2 separate regions of the Homo sapiens genome follow, and region 1 is linked to region 2. The links are chromatin contacts, found by Hi-C in ENCODE. All regions are on one chromosome and are shown on one strand. The core of a region is the stretch at or near the end of the contact, and the rest is flanking DNA. Distances in the headings are between cores, read along the strand shown.

Region 1 (3,455 bases), core at 1-2,500, 1.3 Mb after region 2:
CTCAGAAACCCCCATTCAAGGTCCCCATTAGAGCTCAAACTGGCTCAGGAAATCCTTTTCCCAAGTCCTGAATCCCGTTCCTGGGACAGGGAGGGTCTCAAGGAGTCCCATCCCCCACCACCAGCACCCTCCGGAGCCTCCCACCCACACCTGAATTCACTTCCTGGGATCAGGGTACAAAAAGGACCTCCCCATACACGCCATTCCATTCCCCACTAGTGCTAAAATGTCTCCAAGGAACCCCGAGCCCCCTCCCAGGACCCCTACTCATATCTCAGGCCCCCAGGAACACCATCCCCGCAGCCCACGCTCCCTCCTCACCTACCTGCTCCTCTCAGCTCCTGAAGTGGCCGCAACTCAGACTCAGGTTCGGGCACCCTCTCGGCTGCCTAGGCTCCTGCTCTGGAGCGGTACTTTTTTTTTTTTCCTGAGAAGAAATGTTAATTTTAATTTCGTTTCCCTCCTTCTGGCCCTGGGCGGGGGAAGAGGTGGAGAAGGGGCGCCCCCTATCTGGACCCACTTGGAGGGAGACAGCGGTTTGTTTGTGTGTTGATGGTGGGGGAAATGGCCTGAAAGATTGAGGGTGTAGACCCACAGCTAGAGAGAGTGACAGGCAGACAGAGGGGATGGACTCACAGAGCAGACGGACAGCAGGATGGGATGGATGGCAGAAAAAGGTGCAGAGAGGAGACAGAGAGAGAGTAGGAGAACTGAAGTTACAAAGAAAGCAGGCATGAGAAACAGCACAGGAACAGACAGACCACAGAAGGGACAGAAAGACAGATGGGCGGGAGGAGGGGATGCTAGGGGAGCTTGGAAGACAGGCAGAGACAGGGAGAAAGGGACACACAGGCAGACTCAGAAACAAACAGGTGGGTAGGGATAGGCTCGTGGAAACACCTGCAGAAAGGCAACAGGCAATTGGGCTCAGTCATAGACAGGAGACACAGGCTGGCCAAGAGGTGGGGGACAGAGCCAGACAGCTCCCCAAACAGAGGGTAGGACCAGACACACCAGCTCAGAGAGATGAAGGGGCAGAGAGAGTGGTTGAGGCAGAGAGACTCCTGGAGGGACAGGAGAAAAGAGGCAGAGAGAGGCAGATTCAGGCAGAGAGGCCTGGGGACAGCAGGGGAACAGGTGCAGGGGTAGTAGCCAGGCTATTCCAGGCAGACCTCAGGCAGACAGCCTAGGCACGAGAGGACCCTAGATCTTGGGGGCCCCCAGAGGGAGGCAGGGAGGGCATTTGTGGCTGGGTGGGGAATGTGGACTGTGAACTCACACTGTCCGCAAACTGGGCGGGCACTGTAGTCCTGGACCCCACCCCAAGCGTGGGGTGGGGCTTGTCCAAGCCCTGAGAAGTCCCACTATCTGTCTGTCCGTCTGTCTTCTATGGGAGTCCGTCTGTTCACTCCCCTCCAGGCATATGACAGGCATGCCTGTCCCAGGCAAGCCACGTGTCCGCTACAGGATGTCAGGCAGGGTGGACTTGGGGTCTGGGACCACCTCGACTGGGCTGCTTGAAGCCCAGGTGGACAAGAGGCCTCTGTCTGGGCCCCTCGCCCGCCTGCCCACCCCCGACAGGGAACACAGAATTCCCGGAAAGGCCAGGAGCTGGCTGGGGCTTCAAAGCTGGCCTAGATGCCCTCACCCCACCCACAGTTGGAGGAGGACAAGGGATGGGGCGTTTACTTCCCCACAGCGGGAGAGAGACTCCTGCACACTCAGGAATCGCAGCTACACAACAGGACCCATCACAGCCCCATCAAGGGGCTCAGATACGGGGGCCAACTCGCCATCACTCACAGAGGTGCACAAAGACTCACAGCCACACAAGAGAATAAAGACTGACAGACATGAACACACACAGACTCACCACTGCACGTTAAGAGCAATGGCTCATGGGACAGTCACACACGTGGCCACACAGAGTGACGATAGTCTTACAGCTATCAATACCGACAGGCTCAGAGCCGCTCACAGAGAGCACAGACTAACACAGGGATAGGCTTGTGCCGATTTCCAGACACTCGAGACTCCTGAACCTCACCGCCCGTGGACCCACAGCCATGCCAAAGACAATCAACAGGCAAATCACACACACAGATTCACAGCCACACACAGAGCACACAATTACACACAGCTGATGACATTGTGTGTGGGTCCTGGGTCTTTCCCACACACACGATCCAGGTTCAGATGGCCCTGGATCTGAACCTGAATCCAGGTTCAGATGACCCTGGAGGCAAACTTCCAGGTTCAAGCCCTAAAATGATATCTCTGTGTATGTGAACTTGAATGTGCACTTGTGACCACATGTAACCACATACAGCTCCAGTCACAGAGAGAGGCACTCATAGGCTGACATGATTTTTGTACAAACAGAAAAGCCATAGTCTCCTTCTCTCTCTCTCTCCTCTCTCTCTCTCTCTCACACACACACACACACACAACTGCATTTCAGCAAATGGCTGCACACAGCCGTGTACACACACAGCTAGTCACAAATCAAGTCAGAAAAGAAACATATAGGGAAAGCATATACCTGCACACAAACACAAAGCACAGGAATGCAGAGTACGCTTACTATCGTTGCAAAGAAAAAATCCAGAAACCACACTGAAAGCTACACAAGGAAAAAACAAGAGAACCAGATAGTACTCATACCATGGCACCAGAAGAAACACCCCGAGGGCACACATACCTGCAGCCACTCGCTAAGAAGAGACACAAATACAGCAGCAGACACACAAAGAAAGATACGTGCGCATAGATACACATATAGGAGGGACAAGTACTCTGACACACTTGTCACCCACGACCATTACAAAGGAGACAAACACCCAAGCAACACACACACACAACAACATATAGATGAACTGCACCGACAGACAGTACCAATGCACACGGTTGCCAAAAAAAAAAAAAAAAAAAAGGTATGAGTTGGGCCGGGTGCAGTGGTTCATGCCTGTAATCCCAGCACTTTGGGAGGCCAAGGTGAGTGAATCATGAGGTCAGTAGTTCGAGACCAGCCTGGCCAACGTGGCGAAACCCCGTCTCTACTAAAAATACAAAAAAAATTAGCTGGGCGTGGTGGCGGGTTCCTGTAATCCCAGCTACTCGGGAGGCTGAGGCAAGAGAATTGCTTGAACCTGGAAGGCGGAGGTTGCAGTGAGCCAAGATCGCGCCACTGCACTCCGGCCCAAGCGACAGAGTGAGACTCCATCTCAAAAAAAAAAAAAAAAAAAAGCACAAGTTTGGCAGGCGGCCATAGACAGAACGCAGCACCAGGCAAGTTACATAGGAAGACGCAGGCACAGCTCACATACGTGTGGCTGTGGCTGAGAACGGGCAGGTGAGATACACTCAGCATATTCACACACACGTGCGCACACACTCCTGCCCAACCTCCTCCAGCCTCTGTCTCCTTTCCTATCTACTCTGATTTCTCTCTCCCC
Region 2 (5,363 bases), core at 268-2,767:
GCATGTGCCAGGCACTGGTCTAAGCCCTTTCTACTTATTTCTTCATTTAAACTCCATCGCAAGGTAAGTTGCTGTTATTCCTATTTTATGGATGGGGAAGCAGTGGCCCAAGTTGGGGGTTTCTCTAGTGGCTGAGTATTCATAACTAATTTTATATTAATGTAAATATATATTTACATATCTTAACATATTACTTTTATATTAATATATAATATTTTAAAAATTTAACAGTGCCTTGTGCCAGCAATGTTCTAAGGCTCATCCCATAATTTATATTCTCTGATTTTCTTTTGTTTGAGACGGAGTTTCTCTCTTGTCGCCCAAGCTGGAGTGCAATGGCGCGATCTCGGCTGACTGCAACCTCTGCTTCCCGAGTTCAAGCGATTCTCCTGCCTCAGCCTCCCCAGTAGCTGGGATTACAGGCGCCCGCCAACATGCCCAGCTAATTTTTGTATTTTTAGTAGAGACAGGGTTTCACCATCTTGGCCAGGCTGGTCTCCAATTCCTGACCTCAGGTGATCCACCCGCCTCGGCCTCCTAAAGTGCTGGGATTACAGGCGTCATCTGATTTTCATAATAACACATTACTATCCTCATTTTACAGTTGTGGAAACTGAGGCACCTGCCAAAGACATGTAGTGAGTTTGGGTTTGATTGGACCAAGGCAGCCCTTGTTCCTGAGGCGGGGAGAATGGAGGGAGGCGTGGAGAGGGGAGGTGGGGGCAGGGAGTACACGTCCCCTGGGTTTTCTGGTGGCACTGCAGTGACATCTTTCATTATTCATGAACAGGAAGGCGTGCTCACTTTGCCTTGGCTATAGCATCGTAATCCCTATTTGCTGGGCAGGGCAGTCTTGGGTGTTTCTTCGCCTTATGCATAATTCATAAATTGGGTGGAACCTTTCTTGACCTCTCTGAGTTTCCAGGTTGAGCTACTGCAGCAGCATAATTCATTATTCAGGACCTGGGAGAGTGTGTTTTCCCTGCAGCAGCCCCATTTCCCTGCTTACAGTGTATTAGATGCAGCAATAGGCGGGCGTGCCCCTTTTATTCCAACCCACTGGGCCTCATGCATTATTCATGAGTAAGTTGTGGCCTGGGTCTCCTTGGCTTCCGGGCCCCTGCAAGATCATCATTATTCATGAATGGGGGTGTGTGGCTTCCATGTTTTAACATCTGCTTTCTGGTTGCTGGTTGTTAGTCTACCAACCACTCAACTTCATGCATAACTTATAATCAGGAAGCATGGCCTTAACGGTTTTTCTTCGCTTCCTTGACAGCCTGGCTGCAACAATTCATTCATTAGTCGCATTCCATGAGGCGTGGCCTCTGTTTTACCTGTTTTCGTTGTTACTGCCACAATGTCCACCAGGTGGTGCTGTTCCACTTCTAACCGAATGAATCGCAACCGAGTAGGGAACTTTATGCATGATTCATAAGTAGGCGCGGCCCGCTTGCATCCGGGTTTCTGGGGGTGGGGCCCAAGGTTTTGTTCCGGCCCCAGGCTCAGCGTCCGCCATCTTGTGTCGGCGGCTCGGCTGTAAGGAGGTGGCAGGGACAACCACAACCACAACGGCCGGGGGAGGAGAAGGCGGCAGCGGCGATTCTAGGCGGCCCAGGCGGCGGGGAGGAGGAGAAGGAGGAGGGTGGCGGCCGGGCTTGGCTTCGGCTCCTTGAGGAGTTGGCGGCGGCGCGACCCGGGGAACCGGCATTGGTAAAAAAACGTCCTTTCACTGCGCCTCGCCCTGGGCAGGGGTTTCGGGGAGGCACTGGAGGGCCCTGAGCCACGCTGCTGTCGGGGCGGGCCGCGGTGACTCGGGAGCCAGGAATCAGCGGAGTAGGGAGGGGGAGCGGATCCTGGGGCGGGGCCGACTTTCCCCGGCCAGGACCACTCCGGCTCCCTCTGGTTGCAAAATCTGACCTTGGAGTCGGACCCCCAGGATGTGCTTTTAGAGACTCACGCCCAACATCTCTAGTCTGGGACCTGACTCCGTCCCGAACCTTGTATCTCAGATCAGAACTCTTCCCCAGTCTCCAATAGAGATTTACGTGGATCAGCATTGCTGATCAGAGCTCCTCACCATTGAATGCCGTTAAAGACCTGCCCCAGAATCTCCTTTGAGACACTTCCTAGCTTCTCAGTATTTGTCCTCAAGGCTTCCAGGACGGGCTAGATCTCGAAGGGGTCCATAGGCCCTTTATCTCTGTAAGAGAGTCCTCTTTAGCATTTTCCTTCAGACCCCCATCCCACACACATGCTAGCCGCGCTCAGAGCTTCCAGGGGTACTAGACCCTGTGAAAGGCCATTTGGGCCTGGCCTTTGTGTCGGGGGCCCCTCTTCGCCACACGTCAGGTCTCCTAACCCCACCCTGGCCCTAGCATCTTCCATCAGAGACTCTGCCCAGTATTTCTACTCAGAGACCCCTCTTACCATCTGCCTTGAGAGACTCTTCAATTCCTAGACTCTGTCCTTTGACACTTTCTCTACTTTTATGGAATTTCTCGCTTTTTATACTTCCAGTATTCAGAGACTACTGAGAGGCCTCAGCATCTTCCCCATCAGGCACCTTGAACCCCCAGAGCCTTCCAGTGCACCAGATACCAGGGAGGAACTGTTTGGATACATAATCCTCCATCAAAGAGCCCCTGCGAGCATCTGCTCTTGCAGATCCCGTTGGCTTCTAGCCCCTTCCATCAGAGACTCGCCTCCCCAACCCCACCCTAGACCCAGCCTCTGCCTTCAAAAACCAACCTGGGTTCTAGCTGCTTTTTTCACAGATCCCTTATCCTCACATCAGGCCTCAGAATCTGCCCTCAGATCGTTTCAAGGTCCCTAACGTCTGCAGTCAGGGGTTTTCAGCTTCTGCTTTCAGCCTCCTTGGACCCCAGGATCATTGTCAGATGTCCCTTCCCCCCACAGGCCTTCTTGTTTTCTTTTTCTTTTTCTTTTTTCCGAGACAGAATTGTTTCACTATGTCGTCCAGGCTGGAGTGCAGTGGCGCCATCTCAGCTCACTGCAACCTCCACCTCCTGGGTTCAAGCGATTCTCCTGCCTCAGCCTCCCGAGTAGCTGGGATTACAGGCATGCACCACCACGCCTGGCTAATTTTTTGTATTTTTAGTAGAGATGGGGTTTCACCATATTGCCCAGGCTGGTCTCGAACTCCTGACCTCAGGTGATCCACCTGCCTCGGCCTCCCAAAGTGCTGGGATTGCAGGCGTGAGCCACCGCGCCTGGCCATGGCCCTCTTGTTTTCTACTGCAGTAGAAAACCCTCTTCTCAGCATCTACCTTCAGCGCCTCCATGGGGTCCTACATAATTGGTCAGAGAAACCCAACCCCATTTGGGGACCTAGCCAGTGTTTGCTTATTAACCTTTTTAAGGCCTGCACTATCTGGGCCCAGCTTCCCGTTTCCACACCCTCAGAGCAGCTGTGATACCTAGCATGTCCTGTCAGAGATTGACACAGGGCCTTTGTGTTCCATTAGAAACCTCTCCCAGCCCCTCACCATCCACCCTCACAGCCTCCTGGGACTCTGTAGTAGGAATGTCAGATACACCTCTCCTCTTGCATGTCCCTATCTATTATTTTTGGTTAAAGATTTCTCTCTGCTACCAGCATCTGTCTCCAGAGTCCTCCAGAGCCTCAACATCCTCCTGATGGAGGCTGCCTCTCCCCCCAGACCCCAACATCTTCCTGCTGCCTCCTCAGACTCTAGAATCCCCCACCCATTCCCTTTGCAGCTTCCATGGGGCCCAGCAACTGTCCTCCTACCTCCTTGCAGCCTTGGGGGCCTCCACTGCAATTTTTCAGCCTTTCTCCAAAAGATCCTTTTCCAGAGATCCGAATTTGAGTCTTTTCCTAATACCCTAGCCTAGTCCTTTCCCTCCCAGGACTTCTAACATCTCCTTTCCCATTTGTCTCAGAGCCTCCTTGCTCTTAGACACCCACTTCCTGATTCTCCTCTCACGTTCCCATGGACTTCTCAGTTAACCCCTCCCAGAAAGCTTGACATGCTCCAGCCCCCCTTCTCTATGCCCTAGCTTCTCCATCCTGCTAACCTGCCTCCTCTCACACCTCCAAGACTCCTCCCTCAAACCCTCTGGTTTGGGAATAGAGAATGCTTACGCTTGAAAATCTTCAGTTTGGAGACTCAGGTATGTTTAGAAACTAAGCCACAGCTCAGCTTTGCCAAACAGTTCACAGTGTGTATGTTATGGTGGGGGCCTGAGCAAATGTTGAGGTAGGAAGGGTGTAGATTGTTTTTCTGCTGGGGGTGGGGGATCTTTAGCTCCTCTGCAGAGTTTCTGTCCCAGACTCCTGCTTGCCTTGAGACAGGGCTGTTCCAAACCTTTGCAGTCAAAATCCACTTGAACAATCATCTGAAACTTCTTAGACTCTTGCTGCCTGCACTGGGGATCCAGAGGTGAAATGTCCAGATATTAAAGTGCTCTCTGGCCCTGGATCATCTCTAATTTATGGAGTGAGGAAATGGCATGTCCCAAACAAACTGACCAATGACAAGGCAAGGAGATAACTAAGTAATAGAGGCCACTACACGTGCCCAGGGAGGAACTCACATCCTCAGGTCAGTGAGTTCTGACCACAGACCTTGGCTTCTTTAACCCTGCCAGCAGCCCCTTGAAGACAGTTTCATTTGTCCCAGCTTTTGGAGAAAATGAGGCTCAGAGGAAATGAGATCTCTACCCCAGGTCAGTCAGAGAGTCAGTAAATGGAAAATATGGTTCACCTTTGTCTCTACTAACTCACCAAGCCTCTTGCTACCCAGGTTGGCTCTTAGCATTCTAAGCAATTCACCTGGCTATCTCAGGGGCTCCAGCCAGCCTGCTGCCTCCCCTCATCTCCCATTCCTTAGCCCTGTGGACTGGGCCCTGAGCCCAGGGGCATTTGGCAAACAGTCCCCCACCAGCTGCATGCCTCTGGGCGAGTGAATGGGGTTCTCTAAGCCTTTCTTTTCCCATTTGTGATTTGGGCATAGGGTTATCTGGGTCATGGGGATTGTTAAGATTAGACAAAGCCCTTTCCTCTTTGATTGACACACAGTATGCTCTTGGTAGATAGTAGGGAGCTCTTGTCATTGTGGTTGGTGCTAGTGACAAGTGCCAAGATGGAATCTTAGGTACATTGGGATACTTAGTGTCATAAAAGTCTCAGTGTGGGAGGACTTGTGTGAACAGAAGACTCAGTGCCTAGAGGAGCACTTGGGGTGAGGGGAAGTGACGCTGGGTCCTCCCATCTCCAGCATGTGGACCCAGTCACCCCCACCACCAGATTTCACTTCCACAGCAGGCTTTATTGTTCTGTCTCTGGGACCTAGCAGGTGACCCTGGGCAAGTTACTT

Evidence for each region. A loop is a pair of places that touch in the nucleus more often than their neighbours do. Pooled maps may share reads with other maps.
Region 1: a pooled map shows a loop between it and region 2 (3-fold over the local background). The contact joins the promoter of SLC38A5 here to the promoter of UBA1 in region 2. A Hi-C loop is called at or near these places in 2 of 37 single-sample maps with no recorded cell type and 8 of 50 pooled maps.

Annotation. Positions count from the first base shown.
Region 1 is chrX:48,469,010-48,472,464 of GRCh38, forward strand. SLC38A5 (solute carrier family 38 member 5) reads right to left here and starts at 1,251. Exons shown (of 17, transcript NM_033518.4): 1 at 1,173-1,251; 2 at 326-427.
Region 2 is chrX:47,192,312-47,197,674 of GRCh38, forward strand. It overlaps UBA1 (ubiquitin like modifier activating enzyme 1), which reads left to right and starts at 1,518. Exons shown (of 26, transcript NM_003334.4): 1 at 1,518-1,713. RefSeq lists silencers at 1,358-1,546, 1,641-1,790 and an enhancer at 1,421-1,600.